Regions from separate parts of the Homo sapiens genome. Here region 1 is linked to region 2. Evidence: chromatin contacts called from ENCODE Hi-C data. All regions are on one chromosome and are shown on one strand. The core of a region is the stretch at or near the end of the contact, and the rest is flanking DNA. Distances in the headings are between cores, read along the strand shown.

The links. Hi-C counts contacts between places; a loop is a spot of excess contacts on that map. Pooled maps may share reads with other maps.
Region 1: a map of endothelial cell of umbilical vein shows a loop between it and region 2 (16-fold over the local background). The contact joins the enhancer-like site here to the promoter of SLC26A2 in region 2. A Hi-C loop is called at or near these places in 3 of 168 maps with a recorded cell type or tissue (MCF 10A, endothelial cell of umbilical vein and mammary epithelial cell) and 4 of 50 pooled maps.

Annotation. Positions count from the first base shown.
Region 1 is chr5:150,214,194-150,220,757 of GRCh38, reverse strand. CAMK2A (calcium/calmodulin dependent protein kinase II alpha) reads left to right here. Exons shown (of 19, transcript NM_015981.4): 19 at 1-1,267. Among named protein-coding and RNA genes, the nearest start is that of SLC6A7, 27 kb to the right of the region's middle. Within about 2 kb of position 3,522, at least 2 of the 41 ENCODE cell types and tissues checked have a DNase peak (open chromatin) inside an H3K27ac peak, as active enhancers do.
Region 2 is chr5:149,957,323-149,964,156 of GRCh38, reverse strand. It overlaps SLC26A2 (solute carrier family 26 member 2), which reads right to left and starts at 3,399. Exons shown (of 3, transcript NM_000112.4): 1 at 3,178-3,399. RefSeq lists a silencer at 3,344-3,463 and enhancers at 4,504-4,583, 4,380-4,983.

The sequences.
Region 1 (6,564 bases), core at 2,273-4,772, 260 kb before region 2:
ACTGGCCTCTGTCCTTGGCAGAGACCTTGCTGCCCAGGCCCAGGGGCAGGCTCTTGGCCTGCCCCAGGCCCAGAGGGCTTCCCAGTAAGGCCCAGTGATCCCATTATCCCAGGGGCAAAACCACCTGTCCCCTTTTGAGCTGCCAGTTCCCTACAGCCATCCCCAGTCAAGGGTGAGGGTGTGGCCTTCACCAGGGGCTGCTGTAATTACCGAGCAAGGTCTGAGCTCTTCTTCAGCCTCAGTTCCCTCATTGGTTAAAAGGGTTCTTTGTTCCCATCCAGCCGATGAAGGAGCAAACGTCTGGCTATGTGAAGCCTAATTTACCTGCAGGAACTGGCAGGGATAGTCACTGGCTGGACTCCTGTTTACTTCTAGACCTGGTCAGGCTCCATCCCCTCCCCCACCTGCCCCTGATTCCCCTCGTCGGTGCCTGTCAACTGCTTTTCAGCAGTGGACTGCAGGGGAAAGAGCAGTGATTTGGGGTGAGTAGGCTTCAATTCCCAGCTCTGACCAGACTTGCTGTGTGACCTTGGGCAAGTTCCTTTCCCTCTTTGGAGCTTGGTTTCCCTGCCAGAGGAAACTGAGCTGGAGGAGCCTGAGGTCCTGCCTTTCATTGGCTGACACACCTCCTGTCCACTGTGTCACTCTCCAAGTGCCAGAGAAGTGGAGGCAGATCGCTACCCCAGGCTGAGATGGCCCCCACTGTGAAGGCCACGCCTGTGGGTGGGCAGCCACCTGGTGCCACCACAGGGCACCAGGGATGATCCTGATGTGGCAGGCAGGGGAGACTCACAGAAAAATCTGCCCAGAGCCTACCCTCACCAGACAAACTCTGTGCTCCTCCAAAACATCCTTTAGATGCAAAATAATAATAATAATAATAATAAATAAATAAATAAAAATCCAAACCCAAGTCAAAACCTTGGCTCCAGCATGAAAACACGTTTACAGGAAAGTGTTCTCCTGGGTTTGTGCCCACCATGGTGCGAATCCTGACCCAAGGCCTCCTGTCTCCCTTCAAAGGGAGACCCTTTTGGGGGATGAGTTTGCCAGACTCCCCGTGCTGGTTTCTTTGTTACTATTTGTTTGGGGTTTTGTTTTAGTTCTTTTTTTTTTTCTTTTCTTTTTTAAAAATATGTGGCTGTGAACTTGAATGAACACTGCTCAAACTTTCTGCTATTGGGGGGGGCGGGTGGGATGGGAAGAAGGGGCGTTTGTTTTATTCTTGGTGTTTTCAGTGCAATAAATAGCTACAAACTTCTGTGCACTCTGTGTGTCCCTGTCTTGGTCAAGCCCCTGAGCTGGGAGGTTTTTGTTAGTTTCCAGTTCCAGATCTGCCCCATGGCAAAATAAAAGTCCTGGTCTTCATTCTGATTGGACCAACTGTGGTCACATGCTCAAGGCTGAGCCAGTCACTGTGGGATTATGCCTGGACCACATGCCCCACCTGTAGAGCCAGGGATGGGGTCAGCTTTCTCCCAGGCACATGGGGGTACCCTCAACAAGAGCAAAGGGGTGGCTATGGGTTGCCTGAGCAGCCAAGAGCTAAAGCCTCTCTTGGGCCCTGGGGCAAGGTTCTTCTCCTCTGGGCCTCAGTTTCCCTGTACAATGTGGAGGTTATTCCACAAGTCCCCCACCCATTCTCTTCCCTCAGCCCAGCCTCACAGATGAGTGCTCAGGACTCACCATGCCAGAGAGTGCTTTAAAGAATGGGGAAGGGGAGGAAGGGTCTCTTTACCCATAAACATATGTCTGGACCTAGTGCCTGGGACACTTTGGTCCTTGGAGCCCGAGCTGCTGGCTTCTGGCAGGGCAGAGCCAAAGTGGTGATGCAGAGGCTTTGGCCACCTTCAGGCCACGGTAGAGTGGCCAACCTTCCCAGATACCTGTGTGAGATTTTCAGTGCTCAAAACAGGACAGCACCAGGCCAACCAGACAAGCTGGTCACCCATCCATTGCCCAGAGGCCTGGATGCCACGGGGCCAAGGAAAGGTGCCCATCGGAGCCCACAGTTCCCTCTAGACCATACTCCGGGTGCCTGGCACTCCAGAATCCCTGCACCAGCTGCCTTCCGGGTCTATCCTCACTGCTGGTGTGTGGAATGGCCAGGGGCAGTGTCTATAGGGAGTGTGCCCCTTGCACACAGGGGAGGACCTTCACAGTAAGAACACAGGCCAAGGCTGAGAAAAGCAAGAGAGGCTTGGGGGCTTCCATTTGCCACCTTTGCGGATGATGTTTTAAATTTGAATTAGATGCCAATAGTAAAAAATGAAGAGTTTTTTATTATTGCGGACATCACCGATGTCCTCAAGGGTTTAGTGGCAGGCGTCCTCCCAGCCCTGCCTTCACTTGCCCCAGTGGCTCCTGCCTGGCCCCTGCAGAAAGCTTTGAGGGCTTGGGTGGTCATTGTGTCCCTTCACCAGCAGGTGGCAGCACAGGAGCAGGTTTCAGGCAGTCCTTGGCCCTAGTACGTCTACCATGCCCTGTGAGATATCCTTTAACTCTCAAAAAGTACCGACTCCACTTAAAACACTATTATTATCTCACAGGAGAATGATGCTCTACAGTTCACAAAGTGCTTTCACAACACCTCTTGTCCTAGTTACAACAGTCCTATTTTGAAGATGAAAATGATGAGACTCAAAGGCAAAGAGACTTCTTGCAAGACTCTGACCAGTGCTCACCCCAGCCTTCTAACTCAGAGCACAGTGCTCTGTTCCCTCCAGGGGCCTCCCCTGCCCTGGTCGGTGCTGCCCTGTCCCTGGTCTCTGGACAGCCAGCGAGGAGTGACTGGGATTCTTAGGACCTCCTCCCCTTTTGACACTCTGTCCCCTTCCAGCTACTGTCTTCTCTCTCGGTTGTCTACACCCACAGTCTCCATACTCCAAAGGGCACTGCAGAGGGCCATTTCCCTTGCATTTTCCCACTGAGCGCACTGTGACACCTTCTCACCCTTCAGGACATGGCTCCAGCATCTTCTCTGGGAAGTTCCCTCACCCTCCCCAGCCTCCCCCGTCCCTGGGCTAGGTCCCTCCATGGGCTTCCACAATCTGCTCCACCTTCCTCACCACAGATCTCTGGTTTGAAGTCACCTAAGCAAGTTTCTGCAGAACTGTGTGCTCCTTGAAGGCAGGACAGCATCTTGTCCGTGCTCCGGATGTACGTGGCAGATACTGTCATTCTTGCATAGAGAAGACCCCTAGCAGATGTGCCCCTGGAATGAAGGAGGAGTGGAGGCTGTGTGGGCATGAGTATTCCACCCACCCAGAAATAACAACGGTTAACAGTGGGAACTGACTGAGTGCCAGGCACGCCCCACCTCTTTTATAGGTGCTCTCTCAATCTTCAGCATACCCCTCCACTGAGGGCACTACTATTCTCTTTATTCCGTTAATAAGAAGGTGCCCAGAGGAAAGGAACCCACCCAAGATGGCCCAGGGCACGAGGGAGGGAGGTGAGATTGAGGCTCTCAGCTGCTGTGAACACCTGCTTCCCACACCTGCTTCCCACACCTGCTTCCCTGGGGCATGCTGTGGCTGGGCTGGGCTCCAAGGAGGGCTCAGTGATAAGCTAGACCTGTCTCATGACTTCTGTCCCCCAAGAATCTCTGATGCCATTCCAGACAGTGAGAGACATGCAAAGAGCAAGAACTCAAGGAAGGCTGGGATGGGGGCTGGATCTGGAGGTGCAAAGTGTGCAGGAGCCCAGAGGAAGGAGAAGGAGAGATGGTGACTGGGCTGGATAAAACTTCGTGGGGTGCTTGATGGGATGGAGGCAGGGAGAGTGTGGAGGCCAGAGCAAAGGCTGGGAGCCCAGAACTGTGGCGGCAGGGTGAGCAGAACAGGCTTGGGAGGAGGCCATGGGGGCCGGAGGTGTCTAAGGGCTGAGTGAGCCCCGAATCTGCCATGATGTGGTGCCTTCTCAGGGCATGGGTTGTGCTAAATCTTTCAGGAAACATCCCCTGGCAGGTGCTGGGGGGTGTGCATAGGGCAGGGTGGGGCAGGTCCAGTCCCGTGGAAATGCCCTCTCCTTGTCCTTCCTCCTGGGACCAGCCCTGCCCTCCCTTCTCCACCCAGGGCCACCAAAGTCTCAGAGGCCACTTCCCTCAGGACGCCCTGGCCCAGCCATTCCTTCCCAGACCCAGGGCCTCAACTGGAGGTGGAGGGAGCTGGAGGGGGATGACTCCTTCCTTCCAGGAGAAAAGGGAGGACTGTCAGCATCCTCTCCCAAAGTGACCTTGGAGGAGTCACATCCCCTCTCTGGGCCTTCGTTTCCTCATATTACAATGACACTGAACCTGTGGGCCCCATATGTGAGAACTGAGCTGGCTGCTGCAGATTCACCAGGGAGTTTGCTAAACACACAGATGTTTTGGGCCCCACCCTCACAGAATAAGAGCCATTCTTCTGGGCAGGGGTCCAGGCAGCTGTAGTTTTAGTAAAAGCCCAGGTTTGGGAATTTGCATGGAGCATCCCTTCCCCCTCCCCGCATTGTCCCCACCCCGTTTCCACAGTCACAATGGCAGCCTGAAGATGCAGTTATCAGGGAGCCCCACCCCAGGCTTCCCACTTCCCTGTCCTCCCCTGACTCAGCTAGATCAATATTGACCATAGGCCCCTCCCCTGCCTCTAAGTCCTACCACCCTAAGCCCCAAAGCTCTCTGAGACCCTGACCTCGGATCAGCAGAATCAAGGTCAAGCCAGGCTTGGGACTGTGATGATTTTATTGCTGTGCCCACGCTCACCCTGTATCCCCCTACTCCTAGTGATTGGGCAGGGCATTTGGCTCACTGGAAAAACCTTCAGGGCTCTGAATCCTTAAACTCATTCTGCAAGAGAACTGAGACTTCCTTCCTACTAGGCAGAGCCAATCCCAATCCATCTCCGAAGAGGGGTGCTGCTCCCCTCCCTAGCTCCCGTGGCATGGTCCCCAGCAGAAGGCTGCATGGAGTGGGTGGGAGCAGAGAGCTCCCTTTTCCTCACCTCCCTCCACCAAGGCACCTCTGCAGAGCCCTCTGTCCTTGTTCAACCCACTTGTTTTATAGATGGGGACACTGAGGCTGGGTCCTCAGGGCACACAGATGGTGCTGGCAAGCCTGGGCCTCCAGTTTAGCCTGTCCCTGGCTCCAGGCACACCAACTCCCAGCCTCTTTCTCCCCAGGCTGGTTGGAGGTGGGAGCTGAGCCTCAGTTTCCTTATCTGTACAAGGGAGAGCTGGCTAATGAGATGCATCCCATCTAGAGGGTTCCTGCATGCCACATTTTGTGCTAAGCACTTTGATCACATTTTAAAAATATGTATTGAGCATCTAATTTATCTCATTTAATCCCCTGCCAAGGGAAAGCTATTCTCCCCTTTCACATCTGAGAACACCGGGGTTCAGAGAGGTGAAGCAGCAGATTCAGAGGGGCCATGGAGCCAGGGTTCCACTCTGACCAGCAGATGCCTAAAGCCTCCTTGGCTCCTACTGCCCACAGTTTTCTTTTCTTTTTAGAGAAGGTTCTTAGCCTGTCACTCAAGAGATCCTCCCAGCTGGGTAAGGTGGCTTAAACCTGTAATCCTAACACTTTGGAGGCTGAGACAGGAAGATTGCTTGAGCCCAGGAGTTCCAGACCAGCCTGGACAACAAAGTGAGACCCTGTCTCTACAGAAAAAAAAAAAAAAAATTGCTGGCGTGGTGGTGTACACCTGTGATCCTAGCTAGTAGGGAGGCTGAGGTGGGAGGATCGCTTGAGCCTGGGAGGTCAAGGCTGCAGTGAGCTGTGATTGTGCCATTGCACTCCGGCCTGGCTGATAGAAGGAGAACCTGTCTCAAAAAAACTCCACAAAACAACAACAACAAAAGCAATCCTCCCACCTCAGCCTCCTGAGTAGCTGAGACTACAGGCACAAACCACTAAGCCTGGCTTCTAAAAAATGTAGAGATGAGGTCTTGGTACATCGCCCAAGCTAGTCTCGAACTCTTGGCCTCAAGCGGTCCTATGGCCTCTGCCTCCTGAGCAGCTGGGATTACAGGCACCAGCCACTGAACCTGGCTCCCTGGCTGCAATTTTCTAGGGTTGCTGCTCACAGAGCCTATGGACTTGAGCAGGAAAAGGCTTTCTTTCCCAAAACAAAAAGTGATTCTGAATGGGGGTGCTGAGAAAAGGCCTCCCTGTGGCCAGAGGGGGCGGGCTGCTGCTCTGTCCTGGGGGAGAAGGCCAAGGCAGCAGGAAGTCAGGCGGAGACAGAGCAGGGGGGACTGTTGGCCAAGGATCCGCAGACGGGCAGCCAGCCCTGGATGCCCTTCCAGGGCAGGACCAGCTTCAGCGAGGACTCAGGCCCCAGAGGGAGTGGGCTGGAGCTCAAAGAACCAAACTTTCCATGAGCCACCAGCAAAAAATGAGTCTGGAGGAGCCTGTCTACCGCAGACCCTGGGGCTCAGCAACTAAGGGTCACGTGGGATTCTGAGGGGCCTGCAACTGTCTTAACTCTTTGCTGGATATCCCTAGAGCCACCCAAGAACTGTGTTCAGTTTGATGCTTCATGGTGCAAAGCTGTGAACCAGCCTTGTGGAGTCACTGGG
Region 2 (6,834 bases), core at 2,150-4,649:
TTAGCAAGATGAGGTCAACCATTTGGATATGCTCCCCAAAAATCTGCACTGGCTCCCTATCTCCTACCAAATATGGTCTAAAAACATTGGTATAAGCTTCTATGCATGAGCCTAAAACTGCCACTGTCTTGCTTCCTCCTATGCACTAGTGTTCCAATCACCAGTCCATGAAAATATCAAGCAGCCTTTGCCCTTGGGGCCTTTGCTCATTGCCCAACCTCAAATGACACCTTATATAAATCGGTCCCTTCCTAGATACAATATATAAAACAGAGGCCAGGCACAGTGGTTCATGTCTGTAATCCCAGCGCTTTGAGAGGCCAAGGCAGGAAGATCACTTTGAGGCCAGGAGTTCGAGACCAGCCTGGGTAACATAGCAAGATCTTGTCTCCACAAAAAAAAAAAAAAAAAAAAAAAAGTTAAACAAATATGCAAAATAGCAGGCCGGGTGCAGGGGCTCATGCCTGTAATCCTAGCACTTTGGGGGGCCAAGGCAGGTGGATCACCTGAGGCCAGGAGTTCGAGACCAGCCTGGCCAACATGGTGAAACCCCCTCTCTACTAAAAAATACAAAAAATTAGGCCAGGCGCGGTGGCTCACGCTTGTAATCCCAGTACTTTGGGAGGCGGAGGCAGGCGGATCACGAGGTCATGAAATTGAGACCATCCTGGCCAACATGGTGAAACCCCGTCTCTACTAAAAATAAAAAGATTAGCCGGACGTGGTGGCACATGCCTGTGGTCCCAGCTACTCAGGAGGCTGAGGCAGGAGAATCACCTGAACCTGGGAGGCAGAGGTTGCAGTGAGCCAAGATCACGCCACTGCACTCCGGCCTGGAGACAAAGTGAGACTCTGTCTCAAAAAAAGAAAAAAAAAAAAATTAGCCAGGCGTGGTGGCATGTGCCTGTAATCCCAGCTACTTGGGAGGCTGACAAAGGAGAATCACTTGAACCCAGGAGGCAGAGATTGCAGTGAGCCAAGATGGCGCCACCGCACTCCAGCCTGGGCAACAAGAGTGAAACTCCATCTCAAAAAATAAATAAATAAATAAATAAATAAATAAATAAATAAATATAGCACCACTGCCATTGCTGCCATTTCCATGTCTTCCTCCTGGGCCCAGCCCTGCCTTGCACTCCTATGCCCTTTATTTTTCTCCATAGCTCTTCTCACCATTCCATACCACACATTGTTAATTGTCTTTCACATGAGGGCACTGACTTGCTCTGTTTTGTTCAAAGCTGTATTCTCAGTGTCTTGAACATGTCTTGCACCTAATAAATGCTTAGCAAGTATCTGTTGAGTGAATTAGAATTTAACAGCTATATGATAAGGAAAAAGGAGTTACTTTCCCCATTCTCACTTAACTCTCCAACCCCACTCTTCCGCCCCCACATGCCAAAACCAAGCTTATGTCAAGAAATTAAGCTTGGCAAGCATCTGCCTGGGGGTTTACATTCACTAAAAGCGTGATTATCCTTCTGTCAATCATGGGGGAAAATAAAAAATAAAAGTGTGGGCAGGGCACAGTGGCTCATGCCTGTAATCCCAGCACTTTGGAAGGCCAAGGCAGGAGGATTGCTTGAGCTCAGGAGTTTGAAACCTGACTGGGCAACATGGTGAAACACCATCTCTACAAAAACTACAAAAACTAGCCAGGTATGGCAGCGTGCACCTGTGGTTCCAGCTACTCAGGAAGCTGAGGTGGAAGGTTTGCTTGAACCCACGAGGTCAATGCTGCAGTGAGCCTAGATCGCGCCCCTGCACTCCTAGCCCGGATGACAGAGTAAGACCTGGTCTCAAAAAAAAAAAAAGTCAAATCAGAAATTAAAAAAAAGTGATTTTTTTCCCTCAAAAATTACCCCTAGCCCAGAGTATGTTCACCTCTAGATCTTCCCCTAGGAGGCAGCACATTACAGTACAATAATTGTCAAATACAGAGAGCCGTTAGCTTCTTAGGACCATCCCTGCAAATCCAAGGATGAGATCCAGGACTCCACACGCTAGATGATGCTGAACGAGTGAGCTTAGGACCACACTTGGAGAATCACTGGATGTGTTCTGGAAGTCAAACAGATCTCTGTTCAGATCCCAGCTATACTGCTCAGCAGTCATATGGCAATGGTTTTGTAAAACTTCACTGTACTCAGCATCAATTTCTGACCTGTAAAATGGGGTAACATTACCTAACTTGCTGGTTTGTAAGGCTAACACAACTACCTACCACAGTGCCTGGCACATAGCATTTACTCAATAAACGACAGCTATTAGTCTCTGTCCCTTGCTATATCCTGCCTTGAGATTCCTGATTTTAAAGGGTCCATTCCTTTCCCACAGCTTTGGCCCTCCATTTCTTATTGATTCAATTTTCAAAAACAAAAAGTTCTGCTTAATCTAGTATTGCATATCACATTAGTTGTAGATTTCACATAAAGAACTGTTGGGGACAAGGAGAAAAGACAGGTTAACTAGAATGGGCGCCGGAAGGCAATTTAAGTTCTGAATGTTTCTAACTCACTGTGATCCCCAATCTGTGCAAGGAAGGAGCCCAGGCTGATAGTCTATGAGTTTGGAGAGCTGGGTACAAGTCCTAGCTCTGCAAAAGACTTGCTGTGTATTTTTAGGCAAGGCTCTGGGCCCTCTCTGTCTTCTCAGTGTTTCCATCCATCCAGTGAAATAATACCAACTTAGTGTGTGAGTCCGAAAGAACAGGTCCTGATTTTGTACTTAATCGGGTGTGTGATTTTTAATAACCAAGATAACCAAGCCGTCTCGCCTGTGCCGGCCTCAGTTTCCCCATCTGTCCGAGGTGGTGGTGGCTCCTATCTCCTCGATCCCTATTCCAGATATCTAGGTTCGAGACGGATCAACGAGGACTGGAAAAGCAGCGGAGTGCGTGGCACCCGGCGAGATACGGCGAGATACGCGGGATGGAGGGCGGGTGGGCAGCCGCCAGCCAGACGGGCAGGCCCGGATCACCAGGGTGCAGTGCCACTCGCCCGGCCCCGGACCACCCGGGAAATAACCTGACGCACGCCCCGCTCCACGGCGGCGACCCCTGATCTGGGATTCTACCGCGCGGGGACCCAGGCAGAATGACTCTGGGAGGGGCCCGCTGACCGCTTGGCGGCCAGCACCGCTCCCTCCCTCTTCCCTGGTCCGCTTCCCTCTTCTCACCTCTCGGGTCCGGGCCGCTGCAGGCAACCAGGCGCCGCGGCACGCGTCTTCCACCGTGGCCTGACTGAGGTGGACACCGCGGCGCCGACAGAGCTATACCTGCCTGTCCCTTTCCCCGCCCATCGCTCGGACTCCGAAGGAGGCGGGGCCCGGCTGCCGGGACCTACGGGCGCGGCGAGGACGCACCGGCGAAGAGATGCCGGAGGCAGAGCCAGTGTAAACGCCCGCGGCCGAGGCCGTCACGTGGTACTGCCGGGCGAGCGACGCTACCACCAGCCAATAACTCGGCCCAGACCGGGGAGGGTGCCGCCCTCTGACTACTCTCCTCCTCGCGATTGGCTGCCCTGGACAGAAGAGCACAAGCTGGAAGGATTCTTAGAGAGGTTCCGCCGCTGCTTCCGTGGCGTTGACTCCTCCGCGGAGAGAGCGGATGACCGGCCTCGGCGGCTAGCCTGTGGCCAGGGTGAAATAGCAGGAGAGGCGCGGAAGCGCTCTGCCCAGAGTTTTGAAGTGCTCAGCGTTTGCGATCGGCCACCTCTTTATCCAGTACTACTTGGGACCCCGTTCCCTCCCACCCGCCTTTGTAGAACGGGAAATTGAGGCCCCGAACGGGAAAAGAGCTCCTAGAATGTTAGAGGCTCTTGCCTCACTATAACTCATTCCCCATCAAAGATTCCAGTAACCGGAAGGCTAAAATGTAAATTAAAAGGCCGGGCGCAGCGGCTCACGCTTGTAATCCCAGCACTTTGGGGGACCGAGTAGGGAGGATCGCTTGAACCCAGGGGTTCGAGATCAACCTGGGCAGTATAGCCGAACCTTGTCTCTATAAAACATAAAATGTAAATTAAAATGTAATTGTAGTTTTTGTTAAAATCCTTAGTGGGTTTAATGGCATTTGTAGGTAAAATCAAACCCTCCCTATGCCAAGGTACTGTGTGCTTCGGGCACTCATCTCTGCCCCCCTCCCTCGCTGATCTCCACCCATACTGGCCCCCTTTGCTCGCCACGCTTGTTCTCTTTAGGGACCTAAACATTGGTTCTGGCCATCAGATTTCTTCTGGTCTCTCAGGTCTCAGCCAAAACACCAGCCCTCTCCATGGCGAGGCCGTCCCTGACCACCCTGTGTAAACTAGCCACAGCCAGTCACATCCTTTCAGGTCATCTTGATTTAATTATCTGCCTCGAACTGGCCACTATTGAGTATGTATTAATTTGTTCATTCCTCACCTTGTTTGTAGCTTGCATGTGCCCACTAGATGGGGGTGAAGGAGGGCCTGTGAAGGAAGCATGATTAACTTCCTTTCCTTCCCTTTCCGGTGAACGTCTTCACAGTCATTCAAGGAACTCCCTTTCTTATCTAGAGATGATCCCCAAGTTTCTGTCACCCATCAGATTCAGAGTTTCCAAAACGTCATAAGCTGTCTTGGGAATCAGAACACAAACACTTGGGTTCTACTCCTGATGCTGCCCCTTGTGGCTGAAGACAAATCATTTCACCTCAATGGGCATCAATGTTTTCACCTTTCAAAGGGTAGTTAATGCCCTAGCACCCAGAGTCCTGGAGAGGGTCAGGTAAGGCAATCAGTGTAAAGTACTTTGTTTAAGCCCTAAAGACTGCACAACAAGCAGAATAAACAGTTTCTGGATGTTTATCACGTGCCTGCGCAGAACTCTTCACATTCATTACATGAGTTAATCCTCACAACAGCTTTAGAGGAGGTGCCATATTATGATTCTTCTTTTTTTTGGTGAGGAAATGAGGCTCAGAGATGTTAGGTGATCTGCCCAACGTCCCACAGTTAATAAGTGACAGTAGCATGATTTTAACACAGTCACGTCTGACTGCAAAGCCCACTCTTAACCACTACACTCACTGTGCTATGCAAATGCAAGAATCCACTCCAATCCTTGCAGCTGACATTTATTCATTTATTTGTTTGTTTTCTTGTCTGTGTGGGGAAGCCAGGACCTTGCATATAACAGGCACCAATAAAGATTGGCCAAATTTGGCCGGGCATGGTGGTTCATGCCTATAAGCCACTTGAGCTCAGGAGTTAGAGACCAGCCTGGACAACATGGTGAAACTCCAACTCTACCAAAAATAGAAAAAAGTAGCCAGGCATGGTAGCATGTGCCTGTAGTCCCAGCTACTCAGGAGGCTGGGGTGGGAGGACAGCTTGAGCCCAGTAGACAGAGGTTGCAGTGAGCCGAGATCGTGCCACTGCACTCCGGCCTGGGTGACAGAGTGAGACCCCATCTCAAAAATAAAAACAAAAGCAAAAATAAAAAACCAGACCAGTCAAATTTAATACTGCCTATCATTCTTTGATTTTATTTCATACATATTCATCTGCATCACAGACGAAGAAATTGGGGCTCAGAATAGTATTACTTACCAAGTTTATTCAGCTAACAAGCAGTAGATTTTGAGATGGGATGGAGGTGGATTTTGACCTGGGAGCTGTGACATGCCAGCACCCAAGAACATGCAAGCTATGGCCCGGGGCCAGGAGAAGGTGCTAGTAAAGAAGCTTTAGGTTGGCCATTGGTGCCTCTCTGCCTCCTAGTTCAGCATCCCTGGCTGCTGTTTACTGTTGTGGTCCCTCGCTGATCTCCACACACACATCCCAAGGAGCTCCATGGAGCCAGACTTTGGTCTGCCATGCTACTTTCCCTTCACCGATGTTCCAGTGCTCCACAACAGGAATCAAAGGCAGCGGGTGGAGGGGTGGGGTGGGGGGTGGGGGTGAATAACTAAATCCCTGCTACTGGAAAGCTGGCCAATAATTAGCTTTTCCTCGATGACATCACATCAGCAGCACTTGGATCTCTTTACGCCTCCTAGCCTGGGCATTTTTTCCCTCCTGTTGGTCTCAGGGTTCACAGAGGTGACTGGCAGCCGGAGGGCCACATTTTATAGCCATTACTCTTCCCAAACAGCTTTTCCAAAGCGTAACTAATGATGTATGCACTGGAGGCATGGTGGGCCAGCAAATAAGTCCTTTCAGGTTGGGGCCACTTCAGGATTTACCTCCTCAGCATTCCTGACCACCCATTCTTCCCAGGTGGGACTAGTCACTTCCTCTGAGGCCCCACTGGACCTTGAACTCCCACTGGATTCCCACTATTGAATGAACTATTCCTAGTGTGCTATTCAGGCTTCATTTTCACTGCTATAAGTGTCTTTTTTTTTTTTTTTTTTTTTTTTTTTAAGAGACAGGGTCTTGCTCTGTCACCCAGGCTGGAGTGCAGTGGCGCAATTATAGATCCCTCTAACCTCGAACTGCTGGACTCAAGTGATCCTCCCACCTTAGCCTCCTGAGTGTCTAGAACCACAGCCGAACGCCACCACACCCAGCTAATTTTTTATTTTTTTGTAGAAATGGGGGTCTCCCTATGTTGCCCAGCCTGATCTCAAACTCCTGGCCTCAAACTCCTGGCCTGAAGTGATCCTCCTACCTTGGCCTCCCAAAGTATTGGGATTACAGGCATGAGACACCATGCCTGGGCCATTTTACTTTTTTGCAAAACATTTTGTAAAATGTTAGCTTGATTGTTCTTGGAAATAGGTAACACAAAGTAAACAAATTAAAAAGGTCAAGGGTTTACAGTAAAAAGTAAATCTTCCTCATAGCCTATTCTTACCCTGGTGTACCT